Linked DNA regions of Homo sapiens: region 1 is linked to region 2. Evidence: chromatin loops called from intact Hi-C (ENCODE). Cell type or tissue: Calu3. All regions are shown on one strand. Each heading gives the region's core, and the rest is flanking DNA. Links, peaks and the distances in the headings are about the cores only. Region 1 has its middle 110 kb from the start of LINC02112. Region 2 overlaps LINC02112 (long intergenic non-protein coding RNA 2112).

The links. Hi-C counts contacts between places; a loop is a spot of excess contacts. Peaks named below come from ENCODE experiments on the same cell type or tissue, not always from the same donor. Only the 100,000 strongest peaks of a DNase experiment are listed, where the experiment ranks them.
Region 1: a loop joins it to region 2, with 5 times the contacts of the local background. A loop is called at or near these places in 1 of 110 quality-filtered maps.

Annotation. Positions count from the first base shown.
Region 1 is chr5:10,014,291-10,019,672 of GRCh38, reverse strand. No RefSeq gene overlaps it. Among named protein-coding and RNA genes, the nearest start is that of LINC02112, 110 kb to the right of the region's middle. In Calu3, for the core only: no CTCF peak of the experiment used is centred there; a DNase peak (open chromatin) is centred at 2,912.
Region 2 is chr5:9,896,152-9,901,533 of GRCh38, reverse strand. All of the region lies in intron 2 of LINC02112 (long intergenic non-protein coding RNA 2112), which reads left to right. It also overlaps a transcript of TAS2R1 not described here. Among named protein-coding and RNA genes, the nearest start is that of LINC02112, 5.0 kb to the left of the region's middle. In Calu3, for the core only: CTCF peaks have their summits at 2,794 and 3,000 (motif pointing left); a DNase peak (open chromatin) is centred at 3,013.

The DNA.
Region 1 (5,382 bases), core at 316-5,315, 120 kb before region 2:
AAAATATTCCACTTATTTTGTCCATTTATTCATGTTCATAGTTCTTTTCTTCCATTAGCCTAAATTTGCAAGGTTTCAATTCTAGATTGTTCCACATTCCAAGAAATTGTGATAATCAAGAGTGTATTTTAATCCATTTTGATTCACTTGATGTTTCAATACACTCAACATGCAATGAGAGGGTCACTATGCAGAAATGGCTTTGTGTATTTTGTGAAAACGTATTTCCTTGCCAAGGAGTTTTGCCAAAAAGTTAATCTTAATGCCAAGAAATATTACTGGCGAAATGAAAAAATGTGACATTCTATCCTTTGGGAGGGAACCTCAGAGACACTTTTTCAAGATACTTGAAGGTAATACCAGGTATTATTAGAGCAAACAATTGATTAATTTTGCAGCATTCATATCAGAAAACTACTATTTTTGTTTGTTTGTTTGTTTTTTTGAGATGGAATCTCACTCTGTCACCCAAGCTGGAGTGCCGTGGTGCAATCATAGGTCACTGCAGCTTCGATCTCCTGGACTAAGGCAATCCTCCCACCTCAGCCTCCCAAGTAGCTGGGACCACTAGAGCCTGCCACCATGCCCAGCTAATTAAAAAAATATATTTGTAGAGACAGGGTCTCCCTATGTTGCCCAGGCTGGTCTTGAACTCCCGGGTTCAAGCAATCCTCCAGTTGACCTCCCAAAGTGCTAAGATTACAGGCAGGAGCCATCATGCCTGGCCAGAAACTACTATGTTAAATAAGTCTTCTTTATAATAAAGTTGGAATTTCATGTAAGTGACTCATTAGAATGACTCAACTACTTGAGACTCCTTTCCCATGACTAAACTACAAGATAAGAAGAGTATATCTTATATTTCCAAATCTTCCTTCCCACGTCTCCCAGTTCCCATGCTAACGGGTATCTGCAAATTGGCTTGAAAGTTGAGGGAATGGAGGAAGGGTCAAGGATTGAAGGAGAAAAAATCTCCTTGGGAAAGTTTAAAATAAATTAAGTAGATCTGATTAGTAAAAGAAGACAGCTGCATTTCAAGAAGATGTTAAATGTTCTGTACAAATCATTTTATGTTGATTAAATGGTACGCTGTAATTTCTTTTCTAAATTGAATGGGCTACAGTGAAAAATGGTATTTGGCCCACCCTGCACAATAACTTTTCTCTGAAGACCTTTACTGTGAATTGAAAATTTTAAATTGGATGAGGAAACAACAATGCATGATGTTGCTTAGCAACTACTATATGTCTGTTCATAACAGAGACTCCAAATGGATAAGCTTTGGGTCACTTTGACAGACCAAATAAACTAATTACCTGAGGCAACATTAAATGAATTTCTACAAGCTGAACTTGTGCCAATGTCATTTTATTCATATATTTGTGCGAAGAAGAGAGGTTTTCATGATTGCAGAGGTTCATGACTTGAGTTACAGTTCTTGAATCAGTTGTACCCTGGGTGGCTAATAGAAGTGACTTTGGTGACGGTGGTGACCGGAGGTCAGGAACTGGGCAGGCTTCCAGCTGCAGATGGGTCAGTTTGGCCTTCACACTTGTCCAGTGATTTTGGGAGATATAGATTGCCTCCCAAGAGCAGAGGTAGGTGAGGGCTTTCCTTCTCATCCTCCATCACCTTATTACCAAGTGTTGACAAAGAAAGCAAGTCTTAGAATGAATTCTGCCCACCTCATTGCCAAAAAGCTTTGTTTAATAAGGAAGCAGAAAACCTGTCTTGGGAGCCCAGCGAAGTTTCCACTCTCTGTCCGTAGCCTCTTTGAAAGTTAAAGCACGCAGCAGAATTCTTAGCAATTCTGTGGAATCCAAAGACTTAATGTCATCATAGGCCTGGTGTTAGACTGCTAGTGAGACTTTTGTGCCCTGGCCATGCCTGAGCACAGGTGCCTGGAAAATATTTCTAGCCAATTCAGATACCTTGAAACCATTCATTTTACTAACAAAAAATTATTTCTAGCAAAACAAACTCTCTGATTCAGAGTGTAATAGTTGAATAGCTCTTGGTTGAATAGTTCTAGGTTGTCGACTTCTGAAAGGATCTTTCAAATACTAAGGAATTGCTCCAAGAGGGTAGATTCTTGATTGAGGCATGTACAATATTAACTCCCTACTCCCAGGTTGTGGATTAAAATGGATTTACACATGCTTGTGTATTTTGTTGAGTCTAAGATGCCATCACCTGTTTGCATAGTTTGCAAACATTTTCTCCCATTCTATAGGTTGTTTCTTTACTCAATTCATAGTTTCTTTTGCAGTGAAGAATCTCTTTAGGTTAATTAGAACCCATTCATCAATTTTTGTTTTTGTTATAATTTCTTTCAGCATCTTTGTCATGAAATCTTTGCCAAGTCCTATATTCAGAATGGTATTTCCTAGGTTATCTTCCTGGGTTTTTATAGTTTTAGGTTTTACATTTAAGTCTTTAATCCATCTTGAGTTTATTTTTGTATGTGGTGTAAGAAAGAGGTCCATTTCAGAGTTCCAAGATGGCCATATAGCAACAGCTCTGGTCTGCAGTTCCCAGCGAGATCAACACAGAAGAAGGGTGATTTCTGCATTTCCAACTGAGGTACCTGGTTCATCTCATTGGGACTGGTTGGACAGTGGGTGCAGCCCATGGAGGGCGAGCTGAAGCAGGGCAGTGTGTCACCTCACCCAGGAAGTGCAAGGGGTCAGGGTATTACCCTTTCCTAGCCAAGGGAAGCTGTGACAGTCTGTACCTGGAGGAATGGTACACTCCTGTCCAAATACTATGCTTTTCCCACAGTCTTCACAACCGGCAGACCAGGAAATTCCCTCCTGTGCCTGGCTCGGTGGGTCCCAGCCCCACGGTGCCTTGCTCACTGCTAGCGCAGCAGTATGACATCAACCTGCAATGCTGCTGCTTGGCGGGGGGAGGGGCATCCACCATTGCTGAGGCTTGAGTAGGCGGTTTTGTGCTCACAGTGTAAACAAAGAGGCCAGGAAGCTCAAACTGGGTGGAGCCCACCACAGCTCAGCAAGACCTACTGCCTTGCTGTAGACTCCATCTCTGTGGGCAGGGCATATCAGAACAAAAGGCAGCAGACAGCTTCGGCAGACCTAAACGTCCCTGTCTGACAGCTCTGAAGAGAGCAGTGGTTCTCCCAGCATGGGATTTGAGCTCTGAGAATGGACAGACTGCCTCCTCAAGTAGATCCCTGACCCCCATGTAGCCTGACTGGGAGACACCTCCCAGTAGAGGCTGACAGACACCTCACACAGGCAGGTGCCCCTCTGGGATGAAGCTTCCAGAGGAAGGACCAGGCAGAAATATTTGCTGTTCTGCATCCTCTGCTGGTGACACCCAGGCAAACAGGGTCTGGAGTGGACCTCCAGCTAACTCCAACAGACCTGCAGCTGAGGGGCCCGACTGTTAGAAGGAAAACTAACAAACAGAAAGGAATAGCATCAGCATCAACAAAAAGCACATCTACACCAAAACCCCATCTGTAGGTCACCATCATCAAAGACCAAAGGTAGATGAAACCACAAAGATGGGGAGAAACCAGAGCAGAAAAGCTGAAAATTCCAAAAACCAGAGTGCCTCTTCTCCTCCAAAGGATCACAGCTACTGGTCAGCAAAGGAACAAAACTGGATAGAGAATGAGATTGATGAGTTGACAGAAGTAGGCTTCAGAAGGTTGGTAATAACAAACTTCTCCAAGCTAAAGGAGCATGTTCCAACCTATAGCAAGGAAGTTAAAAACCTTGAAAAAAGGTTAGACAAATGGCTAACTAGAATAAACAATGTGGAGAAGACCTTAAATGACCTGCTGGAGCTGAAAACCACAGCACAAGAACTTCGTGACGCATGCACAAGCTTCAGTAGCTGACTCGATCAAGTAGAAGAAAGGATATCAGTAATTGAAGATCAAATTAATGAAATAAAGTGACAAGACAAGATTAGAGAAAAAGGAGTGAAAAGAAATGAACAAAGCCTCCAAGAAATATGGGACTATATGAAAAGACCAAATCTATGTTTGATTGGTCTTCCTGAAAGTGATGGGGAGAATGGATCCAAATTAGAAAACACTCTTCAGGGTATTATCCAGGAGAAATTCCCCAACCTAGCAAGACAAGCCAACATTCAAGTTTAGGAAATACAGAGAACACCAGAAAGATATTTCTTGAGTAGAGCAACCTGAAGGCACACAATTGTCAGATTCACCAAGGTTGAAATGAAGGAAAAAATGTTAAGGGCAGCCAGAGAGAAAGGTCGGGTTACCCACAAAGGGAAGCCCATCAGACTAACAGCAGATCTCTCTGAAGAAACTCTACAAGCCAGAAGAGAGTGGGGGCCAATATTCAACATTCTGAAAGAAAGAATTTTCAACCCAGAATTTCATATCCAGCCAAACTAAGCTTCATAGTGAAGGAGAAATAAAATCCTTTACAGACAAGCAAATACTGAGAGATTTTGTCAGCACCAGACCTGCCTTACAAGAGCTCCTGAAGGAAGCACTAAACGTGGAAATGAACAACCAGTACCAGACACTGCAAAAACATACCAAATTGTGAAGACCATTGACACTATGAAGAAACTGGATCAATTAATGGGCAAAATAACCAGCTAACATCATAATGACAAGATCAAATTCACACATAACAATATTAACCTTAAATGTAAATGGGCTAAATGCCCCCAATTAAAAGACATATACTGGCAAATTGGATAAAGAGTCAAGACCCATCAGAGTGCTGTATTCCGGAGACCCATCTCATGTGCAAAGACACACATAGGCTCAAAATAAAGGGAATGAGGAAGATCAACCAAGCAAATGGAAAGCAAATAAAGCAGGGGTTGCAATCCTAGTCTCTGATAAAACAGACTTTAAACCAACAAAGATCAAAAGAGACAAAGGAGGCCATTACATTATGGTAAAGGGATCAATTCAACAAGAAGAGTGAACTATCCTAAATATATATGTATCCAATACAGGAGCACCCAGATTCATAAAGCAAGTCCTTAGAGACCTACAAAGAGACTTAGACTCCCACACAATAATAATGGGAGACTTTAACACCCCACTGTCAATATTAGACAGATCAACAAGACAGAAGGTTAACAAGGATATCCAGGACTTGAACTCAGCTCTGTACCAAGCAGACCTAATAAACATCTACAGAACTCTCCATCCCAAATCAACAGAATATACATTCATCTCAGCACCACATCGCACTTATTCTAAAATTGACCACATAGTTAGAAGTAAAGCACTCCTCAGCAAATGCAAAAGAACAGAAATCACAACAAACTGTCTCTCAGACCACAGTGCAATCAAATTAGAACGCAGGATTAAGAAACTCACTCAAAACCGTTCAAGTACATGCAAACAGAACAACCTGC
Region 2 (5,382 bases), core at 91-5,090:
CAGTATTCTAGAGCTTCTACATTCAGACTACAATTCTTTCAATATTTTTTTCTTATTGTTTCCTGGCTTCTACTGTCCCCTCTGGCCACATTGTTTTCCAGAAGAATGAACGCCCCTGTGCATACCTAAACTTTTGGCCATGCCCTCTTTTCTAGGCTGATGGTTTTCTCTCAGCCCAAACAGGTTCTCTGGTAGCTTAGTCTCACCAGAGTCGCTTTCTGTAAGAAGTCTTATTTCATCTTTACTTTGTCCCCTACAATCTCTAGCAATTCCTTTTTTCTGCTGCTACATCATCTCTAGACTGTGACATTCATTTGTATTGAGCTGTTTGCCACCTTTCACAGCCATTTGTTCTGGTGTTTAAGTCAAGTTCAGGATCAAAGCTCCTGGAGAGATGCCTACCCTTCTCTGTGGTCTTCTCAGGGTCCAACCCAGGGCCCTAATGGGAGGCACTAGTACCTATTTACTGAGTGAGTGAAGGGTACAAAGCAAAGCAGCTGCGAATCTGAGCCAAGGTATTGTGTCCTCCGAGGACGACTAGTGCAAACAGAGACACGCTTCTCAGACAGGGTCTGTTCCTGATCAACTGCTCTGTTGCGGCTGAATGCAACCAGCATTATTCTTCCCCACGCAAATTAAATCCGTTTGAGCAGGAGGCCGAGGCGGGCGGATCACGAGGTCAGGAGATCGAGACCATCCTGCCTAACACGGTGAAACCCCGTCTCTACTAAAAATACAAAAAAAAATTAGCCGGGCATGGTGGCAGGTGCCTGTAGTCCCAGCTGCTCGGGAGGCTGAGGCAGGAGAATGGCATGAACCCGGGACGCGGAGCTTGCAGTGAGCCGAGATCACGCCACTGCACTCCAGCCTGGGCGACAGAGCCAGACTCCGTCTAAAAAAAAAAAAAAAAAAAAACCATTTGAGCAAGTGTATCTTAGACTATAGAGTGATATCCTATACATAATGAAACATATAACTCTGGCTTGTGTAAATCGACTGTACTCTGCCCCACTGGCGGGATGTTTCTGTGTTTAAGCTTTCTTGAATGCAGTGCTGCATTTGATACTGAAACAAAATGAAATCTTTTCTTGTATTTTCAAGCATGAACATTTAATCCATAAGAGAAGAAATTCAGTAAGTTAATGAATATAGGGTAAAATATTAAATCTTACTGGTGGCTGAAATCATGCAAATTTTAGTAGCTAACATCTGTGGAAAGGATAGTGTTTGTCAGAGGTGGTTCTAAGAACATGTCATGAATTAACTAATCAAATCATCACCATGATGCTGTTGAAATGGCCTCATTATCATTATAATCTCCATTTGATCAATGAGGATCTGATGGGTGGTAAGTTGTGAAGCTTGTGTATAAAACTAAGACATTTAGTTTCAGAGAGAGAACATATCTGTACCCAGTATACAATTCTGCCTCTCTGAATTCTGCCTACTTCTGTCTTGCATGACTGCCCTTATGAAACTAAACATTTCCTTACCATATGACCAAGCGAATGCACTTTTGGGCATTTATCTTAGAGAAATGGAGACTTATCTTCACTCCAAATATTGTATGATTCAGCTTTATTTGTAATAGAAAAAAACTGGGAACAACCAAATCGATTGATTCATTTGGGGACCGGACCACAGGCTGGGAACCACCTTCTAATGATGTAATCACCAACTGGACTCCATTGGGACATCTCAACTTTGTTGCTCAAATAGAGGTTCTGTAAGATTATAAGGCAATTATGTGTCTTTTCTAGACCATTAAGCAGGGAGAAAAAAAGCACTTTAAAGAGGGCACTGTTTTCATATCTATTTACATAGAGTCTAGTTTTTGTCTTCTTGTGAGAGGCTGCTTATTTGAAATTTTCACCTTTAGCTATTTTTTTTTTTTTTTTAGACAGAGTCTTGCTCTGTTGCCCAGGCTGGAGTGCAGTGGCGCGATCTGGGCTTACTGCAACCTCCACCTCCCGGGTTCAAGCAATTCTTCTGCCTCAGCCTCCCGAGTAGCTGGGATTACAGGCACCTGCCACCACACCCAGCTAATTTTTGTATTTTTAGTAGAGATGGGGTTTCACCATATTGGTTAGGCTGGTCTTGAACTCCTGACCTCAGGTGATCTGCCCACCTCAGCTTCCCAAAGTGCTGGGATTATAGGTATGAGCTACCACACTCGGCCACCTTTAGCTATTTTGCTGTCTTGTGTTCAAATTGAGAGGGAAAGAAGTTCCCCTTGGTATACTATTTCAGAAAACTTGGGCTGTATAAGAGAGAGTGGAATGGAGAAATGAAGACAGTAGTCACTCCTGTCCCTCTGAACTCCTCTGGTGGTCATACATCCTGAGTGCCGACTCCATCCTTAAGCTCATACTGTTGTCTGTCTATAATTTTCCTCTAAAATATTTTAGTATAGATGGTGTAAAATATTTATATGTGTGGGCTAGTTTCACTCTATGTCCTAAGGGTGGTTAGTTGGCATTTATAGTGTCCAAAAGAGAAATACACATTCCAATGGTAGGCACGGTTAGCATTTTAAAGATAGCCAACAAGAATTCGCAGTTCCATGTCCACTTCCCGTCTTCAACGACCTCCATCTGTAAATGTCTGCACTAGATAATTGTTAATTAGCATGAGGATTATTGCAGATAAGTTTTATTGAAAGAAATGGGTGGTGCGCATGATCGTTGGAATATTGTGGGTTGGTTAATCCCTGTCCAGGCCCCTCTGCCTGTCTGTGGACAGGGGTGCAGGAATCTGGAGGGCCCAGCTGCTACATGTTCTCCTTTAGAGTATTGCCCTTCATCTAGGGCTCTCTGTTGTTTTGCTTCCTGCCTCTTAATTGGGAATTCTGTGTCCTGATCATGCAAGGGACTTGAGGAGTTTCTAAGTGGCCAAGACCTGGGACCTTGCAGAGTTTCTAGGAACAGATTGTTTCATGACTGCTTGCCAAGAAACATTGATTTCTGTGGCAGAATTCTGTCTGTAACCTGCTTTCATGGTGATGTGCCATCTGGTGGTGGCAAAGCCATGTGCGAGAGGCCTCAGTGTTCTTTCTCATAACTAGAGGCCAGCAGGAATAGGCCTAGCTTAGGGAAGGTCTCAAAACCACGTACACACGGCTTCTACCTCGTCCCTCTCTCTTAAAGAATTTCCTCTGATCTTGGAGCCAGGAGATGAGGAGGCTTTGTGAGGATAAGATTAGATTATTGTGCCATAAAATTGGAAGTACTTTAAAATCTGGGCCCCTTTGTATTTGGGAATTCTGTACTTCCTACTCAGTAATTTACTGTCACATTTTCCCCACTGATAATAGGAGGAGACACACTTAAGGATGTATATTTTTCAAAGATGGTTATTTTGGAGCTTAAACAGTGTTAGATTATCGTGAACAATTATTAGGCAAGGAAAATTAGCCCACTTAATTAACCTAAGATATGTATTAATAGTTTAAAGCTTAGTCATTAGGAACACAAGGATGCGTTGGGAACAGTAACAGTCTTACTTAGAATTCCGAAGTGAGTCCCCGTGTCATTAGAAAATACATTGTTATGAAATTCGGAGGATTAATTAAAGTTAAAATTTGAGGGACTGTATTGAAGATGCGTCCTTGGCTCATGTTTCCTCTTTAAGTGTTGTGTTTATATATCAATCTAAAACAGAAAATGTGTTCTTTAATCTGCAGGCTCTTAGTAATTTTATCTTTCTCTTCAGATAAATTGTTTGGTTGCTTTCATCATCTTCCTAGTACATTTTGAACTGCTTAGTCTACCAAAGTAGAAGAATCATGCTTAATAAAACCAAATGACTTCTTCTTTCAAATGTTAATTCAGCAAAAAGAAAAAAGAAAGAACCCTCCCAAGAATGGGAATGTATGATCTCATAAAAGTTGTCTTTAGGCAAAGATATAATACATGCCTACTTTGTCATTTCAGGAAAGTTATTGAAGTCAAAAACAGCCAGTGCCTAAGTTCTGGGTATAGACGTGCGGTTAGCCTAAACTTACACACACAGTAGTGGATTGTTAACTTGAACACACCAGTTGCAAATCTAGGTGTTTTTGTTTGTTTTTTGTTTTTTTGTTTTTTGAGATGGAGTCTTGCTCTGTCACCCAGACTGGAGTGCAGCGGCGTGATCTCGGCTCACTGCAACCTCTGCCTCCTGGGTTCAAGTGATTCTCCTGCCTCAGACTCCCGAGTAGCTGGGATTACAGGCATGCGCCACCACGCCCAGCTAATTTTTGTATTTTTAGTAGAGACGGGGTTTCACCATATTGGCCAGGCTGGTCTGGAACTCCTGACCTTGTGATCTACCCACCTTGGCCTCCCAAAGTGCTGGGATTATAGGCATGAGCCACCGTGCCCAGCCATATCTAGCTGTTATTTTGTTTTGTTTTGTTTTAAGAAAACCTCATGTTACATCCCTTTAAATAATTAGCTGGAGGAAAAGTTAAGATCATCCTTAGTCTTCTGGGTAAGTAGCCATTTTTCCTGGTGCCCTAGAAATTACATAACACAGATGTTTTCATGGTAAAATGCTTGAGTGCAGAGGCTAAGAGACTTGCCTCTCTGAACCATCGACATTCATTCTCTTCTCCTGGATGACTTCTTGGGGATCGGAGCCAAATTGTTGTCTCCCTTCTTAGCCCCAAAGTTGTCATGCACACAGTAGATGCAGAAGCAGTGGGTGCATTTAGCAAGTCCTGCTGTGTTCATGGGATTGGATTTATTGCTTGGGGAGATACAAAATAATTAACTAGTGTGGCAAATGAGGTCCTTGCCTTGCAAGGACTTAGAATATAGGCATGAAGTGTTAAGACCTAAACAACATTGCCAAACAGGCATGGCAAAGTGGATAAAGTCTAGCGTGATTTCTTTAGCCCTTGTTTTTGGGGCACAAAGTAAAGCCATTAGGTGAGGAATACTTTCCATAGAAAGTGTTCTTCAAGTGGAAATGATCTTCAAGTGGCTGAACCCTGAGGGAGGTCTAGAATTTGGGTCGGCGGTTTGGGTCGGCGGTTAGAGAAGGGAGGACAAGTAACAGAGACAAGGCTCGCAGAGCTTCAGCCCGTCTGGAGAATAATGATGGATACGTTTTCTAAACTGACCTAAACCAATTAGGTTCTTTTTGGTATAAAATGTAGCCTCCAAAAAATGAAAGGTGGCTGAGGTTTAGCCATTCTCCTGTAACCTCAAATGCCAGTTTAAAGAAAGCCAGTCCCAAACCAAATTCTGCTACCCATATGGACATTTACTAAACAAATACTATTAGCAAAAGACACGAGAGATAATCCAACCAGTTCTGTAAGATTCGTGAAGTCCCAGTTCTCTGTGTTTTGTGGTCACCCTCTGATAGGCAGAAACCTCTCACCTTGGTGGCTAGACC